2 separate regions of the Homo sapiens genome follow, and region 1 is linked to region 2. A link is a loop called in an ENCODE intact Hi-C map of the cell type or tissue named here. Cell type or tissue: PC-3. All regions are shown on one strand. Links, peaks and the distances in the headings refer to the core of each region. The heading gives the core; the rest is flanking DNA. Region 1 overlaps DLG2 (discs large MAGUK scaffold protein 2). Region 2 overlaps DLG2 (discs large MAGUK scaffold protein 2).

Region 1 (2,924 bases), core at 265-2,764, 120 kb after region 2:
ACAGACAATCAAAGAAGAATTGGTACCAACCCTATTGACACTATTCCACAAGATAGAGAAAGAGGGGATCCTCTATGAAGCCAGTATCACCCTAATACCAAAACCAGGAAAGGACATAACCAAAAAAGAAGACTACAGACCAATATCCCTGATGAACATAGATGCTAAAATCCTTAACACAATACTAGCTAATCGAATCCAACAACACATCAAAAAGATAATCCACCATGATCAAGTGGGTTTCATACCAGGGATCCAGGGATGGTTACGTCCAATGTGATACACCACATAAAAAGAATTAAAAACAAAAATCACATGATCATCTCAATAGATGCGGAAAAAGCATTTGACAAAATTCAGCGTATTTTTATAATTAAAACTCTCAGCAAAATCAGCATACAAGGGACATATCTCAGTGTAATAAAAGCCATCTATGACAAACCCATGGCCAACATAATACTGAATGGAGAAAAGTTGAAAGCATTTCCTCTGAGAACTAGAACAAGACAAGGATGCCTGCTCTAATCACTCCTCTTCAACACAGTACTGGAAGTCCTAGCCAGAGCAATCAGAAAAGAGAAAGAAATACAGAGCATCCAAATTAGTAAAGAGGAAGTCAAACTGTTGCTGTTTGCTGATGATATGATTATTTACTTAGAAAACCTTAAGGCCTCCTCCAGAAAGCTCCTAGAACTGATAAAAGATTTCAGCAAAGTTTCTGGACACAAAATTAATTTACACATATCAGTAGCACTTCTGTACACCAACAGCGACCAAGTGGAGAATCAAATCAAGAACTCAACCCCCTTTACAATAGCTGCGAAAAATTAAAATACTTAGGAATATACCTAACCAAGGAGGTGAAAGACCTCTAGCAAGATAAACTACAAAACACTGCTGAAAGAAATCACAGACAACACCAACAAATGGAAACACATCCCATGCTCATGATTAGGTAGAATCAATATTGTGAAAATGACAAATGACCATACTGTCAAAAGTAATCTACAAATTCAACAAAATTACCATCAAAATAACATCATCATTCCTCACAGAATTAGAAAAAAAAATTTAAAATTAATATGGAAGCAAAAAAGAGCCTGCATAGCCAAAGCAAGACTAAGCAAAAAGAACAAATCTGGAGGCATCACATTACCTGATTTCAAACTATACTTTAAGGCCATAGTCACCAAAACAGCATGGTTCTGGTATAAAAATAGGCACATAGACGAATGGAACAGAATACAGAACTCAAAAATAAACTCAAATACTTACAACCAACTGATCTTTGACAAAGCAAACAAAAACATAAAGTGGGGAAAAGACACCCTATTCAACAAACAGTGCTGGGATAATTGGCAAGCCACATGTAAGAGAATGAAACTGGATCCTCATATCTCACCTTATAGAAAAATCAACTCAAGATGGATCAAGGACTTAAATGTGAGACCTGAAACTATAAAAATTCTCGATGATAACATTGGAAAATCCCTTCTGGGCATTGGCTTATGCAAGGATTTCATGACCAAGAACCCAAAAGCAAATGCAATAAAAACAAAGATAAATAGCTGGGACTTAATTAAACAAAGAGTTTTTGCATGGCAAAAGGAATGGTCAGCAGAGTAAACATATAACTCACAGAGTGGCAGAAAAATCTTCACAATCTATACATCTGGCAAAGGACTAATATCCAGAATCTACAATGAACTCAAACAAATGAGCAAGAAAAAACAAACATGAATAGACAATTCTCAAAAGAAGATATAAAAATGGCCAAGAAACGTAGGAAAAAATGCTCAACGTCACTAATGATCAGGGAAATGCACACCAAAAACACAATTTGATACCACCTTACTCCTGCAAGAATGGCCATAATCAAAAAATAAAAACAGATGTTGGTGTGGATGCAGTGAACAGGGAACACTTCTACACTTCTAGTGGGAATGTAAACTAACACTACACTATGGAGAACTAAATGCAGAACTACCATTTGATCCAGCGATCCCACTACTGGCTATCTACCCAGAGGAAAAGAAGTCGTTATATGAAAAAGATACTTGCATATGCATATTTATAGCAGCAAAATTTGCAATTGCAAAAATGTGGAACCAATGTATATGCCCATAAATCAATGAGTGCCTAAAGAAACTGATATTATATATATTACATATATGATGGAATGCTACTCAGCCATAAAAAGAAATGAATTAATGGCTTTCGCAGCAACCTGGATGAGATTGGAGACTATTTTTCTAAGTGAAGTAACTCAGGAATGGAAAACCAAACATCGTATGCTCGCTCATAAGTGGGACCTAAGCTATGAGGATGCAAAGGCATAAGAATGACACAATGAACTTTGAGAACTCAGTGGGGAAAGGATGGGAAGGGAGTGAGGGATAAAAGATTACAAATTGGGTGTAATATATACTTCTCAGGTGATGGGTGCACCAAAATCTCACAAATCACCACTACAGAACTTACTCACGTAACCAGACATCACCTTTTCCCCAACAACCTATGGAAACAAAAATAATAATAAAGAATACAGATCAGAAAGAAAGAAAGAAAATTCTCCTTATTTGTAGATGACATCAATTTCTACATAGGAAAATCCTAGTGTATAAAAACTCCTAGAACTAATGAGTTCGGCAAGGTCAGAGGATACAAGATAAACATAAAAAAAATTAGAACTCCACATATTAGCAATGAACATGCAGACACAAAAATTAAAAATACACTATTTACAACTGCTCAAAAAAATGAAATAGTATAACAAAACATATACAGGACTTGTATTCTAAAGACTACACACACAAATGAAATAAATAAAAGAAGTTCTTTTTTTGAGATGGAGTTTCGCTCTTTTGCCCAAGCTGGAGTGGAGTGGTGTAATCTCAGCTCACTGCAACCTCTGACCCCCAGGT
Region 2 (2,924 bases), core at 129-2,628:
CAATGCACATCATACGGAATTGAACATACAAGTCACTGATACTGTTCTTATTTCTTTTCTGGGCTTTATAGGCTGGAAATAGTCATTACGTGGTAGCTACTGAGTGATCTGTGGTGCCATGGACCTTCCTATTTAGTAAGAGGCTTGCTTGAATTTTAGAATATCAGATGCAACAGGCGGTACCTAATGGATAGCTGGATTCAATGGCTGAGCCTTTTACTGCCTTCACATGTCACGGGCAAGATGACAAGGATGAGTTAAGATAGTTCTGTTTCATGCCATTTTTTAAATTAGTGTGGCTCTGTCAATCTCTGAAAGGTTGAACCTTATATATAATCAAAGTGAACAAAAAGCTTCTTCCTCTTCAATTTGAACTAACTCAGCTATGGAATCTACAAATATTACATATTTTATGCATCTGATGGACAACCTAAGCATGTAGAGAAGATGCTATATAAATCAAAAGATATATTAAAGGCTCCTGACAAAATTGCCACTAAGAGAAACCCTACAATAAATCATTTTGTATAACGATTTTCTCCATTTGTCTCTTCTAGACTATACTCTCTGAGGAAAGGGGCTGTCTCTTCTCAACTCCTGAACTTCAGAGCCCAGTACCACGCCTGGGTTGGTAGAGGACGAATAGGCAGTGGTTGGTAATAAACCTAAATAACCAACAACTAACTTATGCAATTTGTGAATTTAAATTAGGTATTTCAGGGTTTTCCTAAACTAGAATACTTAAGAGTATTTTGGAATATTCCCTTCCGTTTGGCAGAAAATATGTTTTTGGAAAAATGCCAGTGGAGATGTACATGTGTCAGCACAAAGATGGAAGGACTCAATTCCACTGGCTTCCTGGTTTATTGCATGGGTTTTTGAAAACATAAAAGGATAACCCATGAAGCTGAGAAATACACTAAATAGAGCAGGTTTTGATGAAAATATATTAAGTTCAATGTTGTACATGCAAAGTATGGAGTACATATATGCCATCAAGGTGGACATATAGATTTGTGTGTCATTAGCATCATTTTATGCATAATATGAGTGAATTACATCACCCAAAGAGAATAGATAAAGTGTATCCAGCCCCGGGAAGAGCGATGTTTTAGCAGTAAGTGGAAAAAGAGGAGCCTGTGAACCAGGATGAGAACAATTAGAGATGTCAGAGGTTAAATTGAAAAACACTCTTCCTCTCATTTTCTTTCCAGCAAGATCCTGTTATTCTTCAAGCTTAACAAGTGACCTAGAGGAAGAAAAGACTAAGATATTCCAACTGGTTTTTTGAAAAGGCCTGTTATGGTTCCTTTCCTCCCCGATTAATAGGATTATGAGAGAATGACATAAGAATGCTTTTTTCTTAAGAGAAAAATGCCTATTTTAATATTATTCCTATTGATCACTTCTGAATCACTCTCCAAGTAACTCGCAATAGCTGTTGACAATGAAGAAGTGAAATGCCATACAGATAGATGGGCATATGTGTGTCTTCCTGCCTATTTACATATATTCATCACTGTGTACATAATACACACATTTATATATTTACATATACACATACCTTCCCACTTAGTAACATGAACTCTTTTGACCCTTCCTATTTGTAGTGTGACAGAATATAAATGTGATCAAGTTCAGACTATTAATATCATCCTCTTCTTTCAGGGGAAGACATGCCCATGACAGAAGAGATTATTACAGTTTTTGGACCTGAATTTACAACAAAAACCAAACAAACAAAAACGAAGTGAACTAACATTTATTCAGAATCTATTATGTAAAAGAACTGTTCTAGGTTCATTATATTTATTATTTCATTTAACCATCCTTTTACAAAATGCACTGGCATTGTATGTATCATGATTGCAGCTAACAAATAGGAAACAGCCTTCGGAGGATAATGGCTGGGACATGTTCTGTTTCAGATATGCCTCTTCACACTTTTCTCTGCCTTCAACTACTCAATTTATGGGCATAATCACTCCAAACTTAAAGACAGGCCATAGATTTCCAACACCACTGGTGCGTATGAGAATTTACAGTGGAACTTCTGAAAGCTACTCAGACCCTTTTCCAGGCTTCCTGCATAAGGATCTCAGATAGCTCCCTAGAATCTTATTTTTCTAAAGAACCACAAGTGATTCTGATGCTGAGTCAGTATCGGAAATCACTGGCTGTGGTGTTCTCAGGACTTCCAGAAAGCATATGACAGTGTGGTTTGGAAAGCCATTAAAACTATAGTGGCTTAACAACCTTCACAACCTATTACCCAGATTCTGGAAGTTTGGGGACCACTATTTGTAACATAGGCTTTTTGTTTGTGTGCTTGAACCTTGAGGAAAGCTATAGTGAAGCTTGAGGAAACCATAAGATTGTTGCTAAATAACCAAAGGGATGAAGAAGACTCTTAAGTAGACATTAAAAGCATATGATTTTTTAATCTGCAAAAAAGCAAGCTGAAAAGAAATATAATTGGGTATAAACATTACTGGTGGGATAGAGAACTGAATTAGATTCATATGCTCTGAATCTAGTATATAACTACATCATTTCATTGTTTATTTATTTATTTATTTATTTATTTAATGAGACAGAGTCTCCTCTATCGCCCAGCCTGGAGTGCAGTACCACGATCCTGGCTCACTGCAACTTCCGCCTTGTGGGTTCAAGCGAGCATGTGCGGCTAATCTTTGTATTTTTAGTAGAGACGGGGTTTCACCATGTTGGCCAGGCTGCTCTCAAACTCCTGACCTCAGGTGATCCGCCTACCTCTGCCTCCAGCAGTGCTGGGATTTCAAGCGTGAGCCACCATGCCTGGCCTGATTAAGATTTAAGTTAATCTAATTAACTCAGTTAATGCAGTATTTTAAATGTTCACTAACAAGTTTATATCCTATCTAATTCCTCTGAAGGTACATTTA

The links. A loop is a pair of places that touch in the nucleus more often than their neighbours do. Peaks named below come from ENCODE experiments on the same cell type or tissue, not always from the same donor. Only the 100,000 strongest peaks of a DNase experiment are listed, where the experiment ranks them.
Region 1: a loop joins it to region 2, with 8 times the contacts of the local background. A loop is called at or near these places in 1 of 110 quality-filtered maps.

What each region holds. Positions count from the first base shown.
Region 1 is chr11:84,986,349-84,989,272 of GRCh38, forward strand. The region is part of intron 6 of DLG2 (discs large MAGUK scaffold protein 2); the gene reads right to left. Among named protein-coding and RNA genes, the nearest start is that of DLG2, 640 kb to the right of the region's middle. In PC-3, for the core only: no CTCF peak of the experiment used is centred there; a DNase peak (open chromatin) is centred at 1,543; H3K27ac peaks cover 1,165 bases.
Region 2 is chr11:84,869,152-84,872,075 of GRCh38, forward strand. All of the region lies in intron 6 of DLG2 (discs large MAGUK scaffold protein 2), which reads right to left. Among named protein-coding and RNA genes, the nearest start is that of DLG2, 760 kb to the right of the region's middle. In PC-3, for the core only: no CTCF peak of the experiment used is centred there; DNase peaks (open chromatin) are centred at 1,510 and 2,180; H3K4me3 peaks cover 1,376 bases; H3K27ac peaks cover 2,161 bases.